2 separate regions of the Homo sapiens genome follow, and region 2 is linked to region 1. The links are chromatin loops, found by intact Hi-C in ENCODE. Cell type or tissue: endothelial cell of umbilical vein. All regions are shown on one strand. Links, peaks and the distances in the headings refer to the core of each region. The heading gives the core; the rest is flanking DNA.

What was found. Peaks named below come from ENCODE experiments on the same cell type or tissue, not always from the same donor. Only the 100,000 strongest peaks of a DNase experiment are listed, where the experiment ranks them.
Region 2: a loop joins it to region 1, with 2.4 times the contacts of the local background. A loop is called at or near these places in 1 of 110 quality-filtered maps.

The regions. Positions count from the first base shown.
Region 1 is chr1:224,046,778-224,055,053 of GRCh38, forward strand. No RefSeq gene overlaps it. Among named protein-coding and RNA genes, the nearest start is that of FBXO28, 63 kb to the right of the region's middle. In endothelial cell of umbilical vein, for the core only: a CTCF peak has its summit at 4,237; DNase peaks (open chromatin) are centred at 4,214 and 6,214; H3K27ac peaks cover 1,625 bases.
Region 2 is chr1:223,829,230-223,834,229 of GRCh38, forward strand. The region is part of intron 1 of TP53BP2 (tumor protein p53 binding protein 2); the gene reads right to left. Among named protein-coding and RNA genes, the nearest start is that of TP53BP2, 14 kb to the right of the region's middle. In endothelial cell of umbilical vein, for the core only: no CTCF peak of the experiment used is centred there; a DNase peak (open chromatin) is centred at 2,752; H3K27ac peaks cover 1,472 bases.

The sequences.
Region 1 (8,276 bases), core at 1,736-6,735:
GTATTAGATTATTTTGCCCAACTGTAGGCTAATATAAGTGCTCTGATCACATTCAAAGGTAGGCTAAGATAAGCTGTGATGTTTGGTAGATGAAGTGTATTAAATGCATTTCTGACTTAACAATATTTTCAATTTACCATGGATCTATCAAGATGTAATCCCATCATAAGTCAAGGAACATCTGTATGTGCTTTAACTGTACATATTTAATTTTACATATTTTTTAATTCTGTAGGAAAACATAATGAACAAAATGAGACATAGGTGGAAATTCCAGAAAACATTTGTAACACATATGACAAAAGGCTAATTTCCTTAATATATAAAGGGCCACTTATAAATCAATTTTTAAAACTCAGCAAAACACAAAGAACATGAACAGATATTTCTCAAGAGAGAAAAAATAGATGGCTTCTTGGCAGGGCGCAGTGGCTCATGCCTGTAATCCCAGCACTTTGGGAGGCTGAGGCAGATGGATCCCTTGAGGCCAGGCATTAGAGACCAGCCTGGCCAACATGGCGAAACCCCGTCTTTACTAAAAATACAAAAATTAACCGGGCCTGGTGACACACACCTGTAATCCCAGCTACTTGGAGGCTGAGGCACAAGAATTGCTTAAACCCAGGAGGCGGAGGTTGCTGTGAGCCAAGATCACCCCACTGCACTCCAGCCTAGGTAACAGAGTAAGACTCTGTCTCAAAAAAAAAAAAAAAAAAAAAAAGTTGGCTTCTTATATCAAAAAATGCTTAACCTTGAAACAACAAGATACTCTACACATCTATTTGATTGGCCAAAATGCAGAGCACTGACATCAAATGCTGGTGAGAATACGGAGCAACAGGAACTCTTGTTCATTACTGATGGAAATGCAAAATGGTACAGCTACTGTGGAAAACAATTTGGTGGTTTCTTTTGTTTGTTTTCTTTTTTTCTAAAAGGCCATTACAGCGTTAGACAGTTTGGTGATTTCTTACAAAACTAAACATGCTTTTACCACATGATCCAGCAATTACATTCCTTGGTATTTACCCAAAGGAATTGAAAACTTATGTCCACACAAAAACCTATACACCAATGTTTATAGCAGCTTTATTCATAATTGCCAAAACTTGAAGCAACCAAGATTTTACTGAGTAAAAGAAGCCAATGTGAAAAGGCCACGTACTGTATGATTCCAACTATATAACACTCTAGAAGGGCAAAACTATGAAGATAGTAAAAAGATCAGCAGTTGCCGGGAGTTAGGAGGACAGAGGGATGAATAGGTGGATCACAGAGGATTTTTTGTGTAGTGAAGCTACTACATATGATGCTATAATAGTGAATACATGTCATTATACATTTGTCCAAACCCACAGAATGTACAACATGGAGAGTAAACTCTAAGATAAACTATGGACTCTGGGTGGTAATGATGAGTGAATGTAGGTTCATCGATTGTAATAAGTGTACCCCATCTGGTGGGGAATGTTGACAATGGGGAAGGCTATGCATGTGTGGGGCAGAGGACGTACTGGAAATCTCTGTACCTCCTGCTCAATTTTGCTGTGAACTTAAAACTGCTCTAAAAAATAAAGGCAATTTTTAAAATATTGCTGACTTTAAATGTTTAAAATGCAAATGAAAAAAACTCAAAGGGGGAGAAAATGGTAATAGCTACCAAATTTCAAATTCAGATACTTTTGACGCATAATTTCTCTTCTAAACATTTATCCTAACTGGGCGCGGTGGCTCACGCCTGTAATCCCAGCACTTTGGGAGGCTGAGGTAGGCGGATCACTTGAGGTCAGGAGTTTGAGACCAGCCTGGCCAACATGGTGAAACCCCGTCTCTACTAAAAATACAAAAATTATCCGGGTGTGCTGGCATGTGCCTGTAATCCCAGCTACTTGGGAGGCTGAGGCAGGAGAATTGCTTGAACACGGGAGGCGGAGTTTGCAGTGAGCCAAGATCGCACCATTGCACTCCAGCCTGGGTGAAGAAGCAAGACTCCATCAAAAAAAAAAAAAAAATTATCCTACAGACACACATGGATGGATGCAAAAATGTGTACACCAGGATATTGATTACACTACTATTTGTAGCAACAGAAATTTACGGATACCGGCTCATGCCTGTAATCCCAGCACTTTGGGAGGCTGAGGCGGGCAGATCACGAGGTCGGGAGATCCAGACCATCCTGGCTAACACGATGAAATCCCGTCTCTACTAAAAATACAAAAAAAAATTAGCCGGGCGTGGTGGCGGGCGCCTGTAGTCCCGGCTACTCGGGAGGCTGAGGCAGGAGAATGGCGTGAACCCGGGAGGCGGAGCTTGCGGTGAGCAGAGATCGTGCCACTGCACTCCAGCATGGGCAACAGAGCGAGACTCTGTCTCAAATAAAAAAAAAAGAAAAGAAAAGAAAAAAGAAACTGTTTACTGAATTACAACATATCCATCCATACAATGAAATACTACCCAGCTGTTAAAACAATGAGATAATTCATACATCTTGACATGGAAACATGTCCAAGATACATTGTTAAATTTTTTAAAAGGCAATGCACTAACATGATGTATTTGTAGCTACTCTCGGTGTTTAAAAACAAAAGGATATATATATATATAGTTTATATCCATTAAATATATCTACAAGAACATGAAAACAAAAACCAAAACAGTGGTTGCTTCTAGGGAAGGAAGCTGGAAGACTTGGTGGGGGTGTGGTGGTTGATGTTGAAACAACTTTTCACTTATGCTCTCTTAAACTTTTTGGATTTTTATTAAGCTATTTAAACATAAGTAATTATTCAAGTAAACAGTTTCTTCACTAGAAAAATGTAACTTAAAGGTTTTAATGAAAATTAAAAATTAGAAAAATAGGCGTGAAAAACATAACTTACCAACATAGTATTAAAAAATGGATAACATTAGTGCTCAGATTTCCCCTGATGAGTGGTCAGAGTTGTTAAGTGGTTTCAGACAAGTAAATACAGACAGGTTAATTGCTGGGGAGGGCCGAGCCTTGTTACTAATGAAAGAAACACAGATTTAGGCAACATCAAGAAGCATTATACTATCAATAATGAAAACCAATAAAACTGGAGCTTTCCAAATGGTTCCACTCATTTGAATGATGTGTGCATACCTTTTCCCAAATAATGCTGATACACATCTGCTCAAATACATGAAAGTTCCCATCCTGCCAACTCTTATGGAAGGAGCAAGTTTGCATGTCAGCTGCACAGAAAAGAGGGCAAGTGGTAAGAAGAGGAGATGGGGAGGGAGGCATTTGACAACTTTTCAAGACACCGGCACCAACAACTTACTTGTTTATTGGGGGTTAGCGGCTTTAGGAAAAAATGGTAATTAAATAGAATGTTTTATTTCTGTAAGGCAACTTGGGAATACATAAGAATTATAAAATCATTCTTTGATCCTCTAGTTCTACTTTGGGTCCAAAGTTCCCACATTCATATCAATGCTACTTACGTTAATGAACAAAATTAGAAGTATAATAAAACATGATTGTACTTTTTGTTTTTTGAGACAGAGTCTTCCTCTGTCACTCAGGCTGGAGTGCAATGGCAAGGTCTCAGCTCACTGCAACCTCCACCTCCTGGGTTCAAGCGATTCTCCTGTCTCAGCCTCCTGAGTAGCTGGGATTACAGGCACACACCACTTTTTCCAGCTATTTTTTGTATTTTTAGTAGAGACGGGGTTTCACCATGTTGGCCAGGCTTGTCTTGAACTCCTGACCTCATGATGCACCCACCTTGGCCTCCAAAAGTACTGGGATTACAGGCGTGAGTCACCGCATCCAGCCATGATTTTACTTTCTAAAATGTAAGTATGTAGATAGACTAATTCTAGCATATTAGGTAATATTGAATTAAAAGCAGTATACCAAATAACGGATGAACACTTGTTACAATTATATAAGTCTATGTAGAGACATGATCAAAAGTAGAAAATTAATTTGGAGGAGTGGAAATAGTTTATAATGTATTCATTAGGTTGTGTGAATGGTTGTTTAAATTCACAGAAGAGACCCTATCCATCTGGCAGGCAGTCCAACAGAACAAGGAGGACCAGATGGGCACAGTAATACGTCAGTACTGGCAGAAGAAAGAATATCCAGGACAGGATTAATTACTAATGCCCCCACCCACCTTGGGACCCGGGACAGGCCAGTTGGCCGGCTCGACTTGTCCTGCAGGCACCCAAGGGAATTAAAGGCCACCTGGTGGCTATATCAGAAAATTACAGCTCAGTTGATTCCTGGAGGGCAGCTGCAGCAAGAAAAACTAAATAGGACCTAGACTGACCACAATGTATTGGTTAGCTTCACATACACACAGAAGTATCTTAACAGATTATAACTATTTCCTGCAAATCCTGTTACTTCCTCTTCATTTTTGCCAGGGTCCTCAGTCATGCCTTCTCTCACATTCAATCAGCATAAAACAGGTTGAACATCCCTAATCCAAAAATCCAAAATTCAAAATTCTCCTAAATCTGAAACTTTTTGAGAGCTGACCTGATACCACAAGTGGAAAATTCCACACCTGCCTTCAAGTGACAGATCACAGTCAAAACAGCCAAAACTTTGTTTCATGCACAGAATTATTTAAAATATTGCATAAAACAGACCAGGCATAGTAGCTCAAGCCTATAATTCCAGCACTTTGGGAGGCCGAGGCAAGTGGGTCACTTGAGCTCAGGAGTTCGAGATCAGCCTGGGCAACATGGCAAAACCCCATCTCTACCAAAAATACAAAAAAATTAGCCAGGCTGGCCGGGCACAGTGGCCCACGCTTGTAATCCCAGCACTTTAGGGGGCCGAGGCGGGTGGATCACTTGAGGTCAGGAGTTTGAGACCAGCCTGGCCAACATGGTGAAACCCCGTCTCTACTAAAAATACAAAAATTAGCCCGGCGTGATGGCGGGTGCCTGTAATCCCAGCTACTGGGGAGGCTAAGGCAGGAGAATCGCTTGAACCCGGGAAGAGGTTACAGTGAGCCGAGATTGCGCCATTGCACTCCAGCCTGGGCGACGAGCAAAACTCTGTCTCAAAAAATAAAAATAAAAAATAAAAAAATTAGCTGGGCGTGGTGGTGTGCGCCTGTAGCTACTCAGGAGGCTGAGGTGGGAGGATCCCTTGAGCTTGGGAGGTGGAGGTTGAAGGGAAGTGGAGGTTGCAGGGAGGTAGAGGTTGCAGGGAGGTAGAGGTTGCAAGGTGCCAAGATTGCACAACTGCACTCCAGCCTGGGCAACAGAGCAAGACCCTGTCTCAATAAGTAAATAAATAATAAAATACTGTATAAAATTACCTTCAGGCTATGTATATAAGATGTATATGAAACAAATTAATTTCATGCTTAGACTTGGGTCCCAGCTCCAAGATATCTCATTATGCAAATATTCCAAAATCTGAAAAAGTCCAAAATCTGAAACACTTCTGGTCCTAAGCATTTCTGATAAAGGATACTCAAGCTATATCTCTATCTTCTTTCCTCTGAAAATGCCACATGCAGAATTCATTACTATTGCATGTGAATGAGCAAGATTTAGCATTTAAATAGTCAAAACCATCCCTTTGCTTCAGCACATCCTCTAATTCTTCTCCAGAAACATGGCAATATACATATTTTGTTATTAAACAATAACAATGATAACTGTTTGATTCACAAAGACAAATATGTGTTTTGTTTCACTATCTTTTTTTAGTGACTCATTCATTATTGAACACTATTCCCATCATTCAGTCAACTCTTGAATATCCTTTGAGATAGTTTGAGTAATTAAAATAGCAGCATTTAATTTCAGGTCTATTTTTGATAGAATTATTATTAGTACCCTCAGCGAGGTCTCTCTGCCTGAAAGACAGCTCCCCCCTCCCTCCCACCAAGTGACAAGTCCTGATATGACATTAAAAACGCATGAATCCCAGCTGCTCGGGAGGCTGAGATGGAAGAATCACTTAAGCCCAGGAGGTCGAGGCTGCAGTCAGCTATGATCACGCCACCGCACTCCAGCCTGGGCAACAGAGGTATACCCTGTCTCTAAAATAATAATAATAATAATAATAATAATAAGTAAAAAGCATTTTAAAAGATAAGGAAAGTCTCTTTCAAAAGGAACTTCTGGACACTGACACCTGACTCCCTGGGCTTTTGTTTGATTCCCTTTTCCGCTGAGGTCTACTTCCTGATTACTCAGCTGACCATTCCTCATCTATTTGTCATGAAAGTGAGTGGATCACAGCAGAAGCTCAAAAAACATGAGTCCCTCCTCTTCCCATCCATTTGGACCAGCATGCCTGTGTAAAGGCCAGAAGTGTGAAACAGGATGGCAAGCACCAGTTGTACATTAGAATGCAGGATGTGAATGAAAGAAGGCATTAAGGGGGGGATCAGGCCCCTCCTCCCCATCTTTGGGTCCACCTGTGGCTTTGGTAAGTCCCAGGACCAGAGTATGCCCTTCATGACCCCATCCACCTTAACACCTGCTACTCAAAGATGGGGTTTCACCAGCCCTTCAGTCCATCTTCTCCAGCCTGGGCTTAGTCAGGAGATGTTTCAAAGCCTTCTTCCTTAAATTCATCTTGCCACAGTACTATCATTATTTACTTTTCCCAAACAAATTGAAAATGAGAAGGTGTGTCCAAAAGGAAACTTGGAAACAGAGACACCAAAAAAATTCAGGTAATGCATGGCACTCGCCTAAGAAGTCCTTCCACTTAACTGGATTCCAACACATTGGTTATTCTTTGTTTCCCTGGTTCTTATACTGCTTGTCAACGATCAAAACGTCAGAAAATAATTAACATCATCAACAGCAGGACAAACTGACAGTTATGAGTTTCCTGATGTACAGCCCCAGGAAGGATGAACCACCACTTCCGGCTATTGTCACCATGTTCTCATGTATAGCCTGAATCTCATCATGAGAAAACATGAAACAAACCCAAACGGAGAGACAGTCTCTAAAACTACAGGCCTACACACCTAACAGCAAGGTCATGAAAAATAAACCAAAGCTGAGGAGTTGTTCCAGATTAAAGGAGACTAAAGAGTCATCTCAAGGAGATTATTAAGACAAGTGGTAAAATTTGAACAGGGACTGTATATTAGATAACAATATTATATCTAGGTTAAATTTCCTGAATTTTCTAATTGAGCCACGGTGATAGGGTTTGGCTCTGTGTCCCCACCCAAATCTCATGTCGAATTGTAATCCCTGCATGTCGGAGGAGGGGCCTGGTGGGAGGTGATTGGATCATGGGGACAGACTTCCCCCTTGCTGTTCTCGTGATAGAGTAATCACAAGATCTGGTTGTTTGAAAGTGCATAGCACTTTCCCCTTCACTCTCTCTCTCTCCTGCCTCACCATGGTAAAACACACTTGCTTCCCCTTCACCTTCCTCCCTGATTGTAAGTTTCTGAAGCCTCCCAGTCATGTTTCCTGTACAGCCTGCAGAACTGTGAGTCAATGAAACCTCTTTTCTTCATAAATTACCCAGTCTTAGGTAATTCTTCATAGCAGCCTGAGAACAGACTAATACATGTAGTTATGCAGGAGAACGTTCTTAGGAGATTTCTGCTAAAGTATTTTGACATAGAAGGGCACCAATCATTTAGGAAAAAAGTAATGTGAATACGTAGAGAGTAATAACATAGGGAGTGATAGGCAAATGTGGCAAAATGTTAAGAATTGGGGTAAAGCAATGTGGAAATTTTTTTCATAACACTGCTGTAAGTTTGGGATTATTTCTAGAAAGAGAAAAGAGAAAACACAAAAATGGAACATTCAAAAATCAGATCCTTCACCTCTATTTTCTGATAGATTATTCATGTAAGAAAAGGTGAGAGTTTACCTGCAACTCTCCTATCAGTAGCATTTTTAAGTTGAGTAGTAATAGTGATCATTGGGAAAGGGATTCGGTTATTTGGTTACATGGACTGTATGAGTTCATTTTCACACTGCTATGAAGAAATACACGAGACTGGGTAGTTTACAAAGGAAAGAAATTTAGTTGACTCACAGATCCACATGGCTGAGGAGGCCTTGGGAAACTTACAATCATGGTGAATGGGGAAACAAACAAGTCCTTCTTCACATGGTAGCAGGAGAGAGAAGAAGTGCCAGCAGGGGGAATGCCAGACGTTTATAAAACCATCAGATCTCATGGTACTCACTCATTATCATGAGAATGGCATGGGGTGGAACCACCCCCATGATCTAATTACCTTCCAAGAGGTCACTCCCCCAACATGTGGGGATTACAATTTGGA
Region 2 (5,000 bases), core at 1-5,000, 220 kb before region 1:
AAGCTGAGGTGGGAGGGTCACCTGAGTCCAGGAGATCACTGCATGCTAGTCTGGGTATCAGAGTGAGACCCTGTCTCAAAAGCTATATATATATTTTTATATGTTTAGTACTCTATTACATGAATGAGAATGTGGGTAAAATGGAAATTCAGAAATGAAAAAGATGATTATGAACTGAGGTAGACGAGGTTTCAACAAACAGGCACAAATTAATAGTAAGCATAAGGAAATAATGTTTTTAAATTATCTGTCATAACTTTACTTCCAAAATGCCTTCTCCTGACACTATATGTTCTTTAAATACCATATTCTCAAGAATGTAAGATGACTTCATTAGCTCCTTTCCCATAAGGAACCAAGCAAAATGGGGTTCCCTAGAGTTAAAGCCTCTGGGAAGCTGTTGTGAGAAATCCTACTATTCTCATTGAATCAAATTATAAATGTGTTCCTGCCAACTTTTGAGGTAAATTGTTTTCATCATAAAGAGTGCAGCAATAATCAGGTCAAAAAAAAAAAAAAACAGCTGTTACAGATTTACCCATACTACAAGGACAGCAAATTGCTGGGACATCTGAAAAGGCTCGTGACATCTTGCTTACTTGGTAACAGAGTACAGTTTTTCTTCCCCAGGTAGAAAAAGTGCATATTAGATCAGCCCTTCTTGGTGACCACATACACATTAAAATGTTAACTTCCTTTGAACTTAGAAATCAGGAACATCATTTTTTATAGCAGGAACACAAAGAGAAGACATTCATCAATAAACAATAAACTCTAAAGCATACTTAAGAGCAGAAGATATAAATGACAGATCCCACAAGACAATACAAATATGAAGACATGCAGGGAAATAAATATTAATTAAAACAATGAGGTACCACTTAACAGCTACAGGTTGAGTATCCCCTATCTGAAACGCTTGGGACCAGAAGTGTCTCGTATTTCAGAATTTTTTCGGATTTTAGAATATATGGATAAGCAGTTGAGCACCCCAATCCAAATATCCAAAATCCAAAATGCACCAATGTGCATTTCCTTTGAGCATCATGTAGGCACTCAGAAAGTTTTCAATTCTGGAGCATTTCAGATTTCAGATTTTTGGATTAAGGATGCTCAACCTGTAGTAAATTGTCTTCAATTAAAAGACAAGATCCAACATAGATGAGGTTGTACAAAAGTTATTTACTCAAAGATACGATGGTAGTACTATAAATTATTAAAAATCCTACTTAGAAAGTAAAATAAATCATGTATCAAAAGCCACAGAATTATGTATATCTCATGACCTTACTCCTGGGAATTTATCCTAAAAAAAAAAAAACTGAAATGAAGAAAAACTCTAAATGCCTGAAGATTTTCACTATAGTGTGAGGTCTATATATAGTAAGATGGAAAACTAAATATACAAAAACATGGAAAAGTCTTTAAACAGGGAAAAAGTTAAGTAAATTAAAATCATTTGCCAGAAGGACTATGTCCAGCCACCAACTCCTGTAAGTATAAATAGAGTGTTAGGAAAATGTTAAGAAAAAGTTATAAAACAGAACAATACTAAGTGTTTTTAACTTTAAAAATATATGTACCATCGGCCGGGCACAGTGGCTCACGCCTGTAATCCCAGAACTTTGGGAGGCCGAGGCAGGAGGATCACGAGGTCAGGAGATCAAGACCATCTTGGCTAACACGGTGAAACCCGTCTCTACTAAAAATACAAAAAAATTAGCCGGGCATGGTGGCGGGCGCCTGTAGTCCCAGCTACTCAGGAGGCTGGGGCAGGAGAATGGCATGAACCTGGGAGGCGGAGCTTGCAGTGAGCCGAGATCGCGCCACTGCACTCCAGCCTGGGAGAGAGAGTGAGACTCTTTCTCAAAAAGCAGGCAGGGTGGCTCCTGCCTGTAATCTCAGTATTTTGGGAGGCTGAGGCGGGAGGATCACTTCAGGCCAGGAGCTAGAGGCCAGCCTGGGCAACACAGTAAGACCCCATTTCCCCATTTATATTAAAAAAAAAAAAAAAAATAGCTCGGTGTGGTAGCATGTACCTGTAGTCCGTCCTAGCTACTGAAGAGGCCGAGGTGGGAGGATCACTTGACCCCAGGAATTCAAGGTTATAGTGAGCTATGATCATGCCACTACACTCCAGCTTGGGCGACAGAGCAAGACGCTGTCTCCCAAAAAAAAAAAAAAAAGTAAAAATATGTGTGTCTGTGTGTACACATGCACACACATATGTACCATCTAAAAAAAAAAAAAAATATATATATATATATATATATATATATATATATATACTGACCTGTATGAAATACACAGAAAATCAGCGACACCAGAGGCAAGTATAGCTATCACTTTTAAATTTTTAAAATCTCAACAGTAAAATATTTTTATAATAATGTATAATTTAAAAGTATAGTTAATACAAACTGGGATAAAAGAACATGAAAATATTTCATTAAAAATGGTAAATGTGATTACAACTTGTTTCTACCTCCTATAGTCATCTATCTCAAGAGAAGGAAAGTCGAAGGAAAGATAAAAAAAAAAAAAAAACACTGTGTTAAGTTGTGCCAGGCCACCTACAGGCACACTGCATAGTAATTCATGTCAGTCATATCTAGATGAAGATGTGCCCTTCCAAAAATTCAAAGTCACAGATAATTTTCATTTAAAAACAATGGGTCATAGATTTATTTTAAGAGTCCTGTGTTTATAGAGCATGTATGTACTGTAACTATGATGTTATGCTATCAACATAAGAATGACTCATTTTAAAGAGGAATTATTTCAGATCAAAATCTGAAAGACTTTTCTAAGAGGAAATACAAAAAAAAAACTGATTAGGGCATTTACAAGATGAGTCAGAGGCTAACATTTATTCATTTGATTCAGAAAATCATGTGAAGTTCTACAGAAAGAAGAAAGGAACCAAGAGTATAAGATGTTCCCTGTCACCAAAGGGAAATTACGCTCTACAACAGCACCTTCAGAGTTTTCATTTACAAAAACTCAAATCCTTCAAGTTTACCTAAGAGGAAGAAACAGAAAATTATGAAATGAACAATCTATAAAAAGAGTGACACAAATCCTCCCCAAATTTTGCAACTCACAAGAAATACCACAGGAATAGCCAGGCGATTATGCTTGTAGAGAGATTAGGGGAAAATCTGAATGGTTTCTGTGTTTCACAATTCCTCTGCAGAAAGATAAATGTAAAACTATTACTTCAGTTTCTATATTTTGTTGTACCCCTTATGGAGGCAGGCCCGAAAATATTTCTTGTAAGAGGAGAATGCCACTAGGCTTCCTATAACCCAGTCAAGCAAAAACACCTCTCCCAACACTGTGATACAGAGTGGGGATTAAATTAAGATATAACCAAAGTTTCTTTCAAACTCATACACAGCCATTTAGCCCAACTATGACTTCTAACACTGGGCGGGGTTTAGGAAGGAGATGCCGACCCTTCCAGTCCTCAAGAGTACTCTGCCTGTCTCTGCACAGACCTGGAGCTCTGCTCCAATGCTCACTCTGCCAGCTGAGTCTGCACACCAAGGGCACTCATGAGCTTGGCTCCCTAATTCAGACATGCTGCACCCTAGCTGTGAGCTAGGCTGCCAGTCTTCTGCAAGAAGTGTGCTGCTCCACTACCCCAGCTTGAGCTTGAGCTGTCCTTCCTCGTCTCCCCAATATCTGAGTAGGCAACCCACAGGGGTCTCTGTGGAACCTTCCTCAGGAGCCACAGGGACACTACATATTTGAGTCCTTTCCCTCAAAGAGACACTCTCTACCTCCCTGACGATGGGTCCCAACCTTATTAAAGTTATCAGAGAATCACTGCTTACAAAGGCCTATCATGATTTCTTAGCTGTTTCTCTAGAGTTTACTCTTGGAGCCATTAAACTGCTTTTAAAAATATTCACCAATTACCATAAGTTATGTATACCGATGTTCTATTAAGGCTCAATGATATTAAACCTACTTCTACACTAAGTGTACCACTTTATATGATGGCATATTTTTAACATTAACCCATCAGTTCCTATCAGTTACATCTGAGTTTATTTAAAGCAAAATCATAAAGTCATATTCAAAGGATTTTTTTTACTTCATAAACTATTCCTTTGCTCACTTACAGCAAGTTAGTAGAATTCAGAAATCAATAACGTGAAGTCTCAATATCAATTTGAACAATATTCTGTTAAAAATGTTAATCAGGCATGGACTATCCTGACCATCCATTCAATATCATCTGGAGCACACAATCATATTCTGAAATAGTCAACATTCTGGAAAAAAATGATAGAGCAAATATGAAGTAGTTACTTTAATTAAGGAAAAAATCATAAAGTAGCCTGCTGGTCATAGATGTCTGGTAAAAGAACCACTTCATATACATGAATAGGTAACAGGGACCTCTACATAGAAACCTATAGGAGTCATATCCTATCAAAGCCAGCCATGCCAAAGAAGCTCCTGGTTCTATGCCTTCCCCTCAATCCTAACTTCTTGCTGACTTCAACAAGAAGTTTCGTTCATTCACCCGTTAGTACTTACTAAATACCTATTAAGAAAGGACAGTTAAAGCAAAAGGAACACAGTGATGAAAAAGCTTGCCTTCTTTAGGGCAGAGAAGAGAGGCTGGTAGCACACAAATGAGCATGGTATATAAAGCGATATGATAAAGAATTATGGAAGTGATGAGGGGAGGATGGCTGATCATGATTAGGAAAGACACCTCAGGGTGAAGGGGACTTTTGAGCTGAGACTGAAGAAGCCACAGCCACTTGAAACATCTGAAGGAAGACATTTCATCAAAGGCCCAGAGGTGGTAATGAACTTGGACTATTCCATGACCAGAAAAAAACGCCACATCAGGAATACAGACTTATGCCAATGAGGGCAGGGAGAACAGGGGGTAGCTCAGGCAGGGCCTTGTAGGTCAAGAATAAGGAGTACGGACTTTATTGCAAGGGAAAAGTCACTAGAGTAGTGATTTACAACAT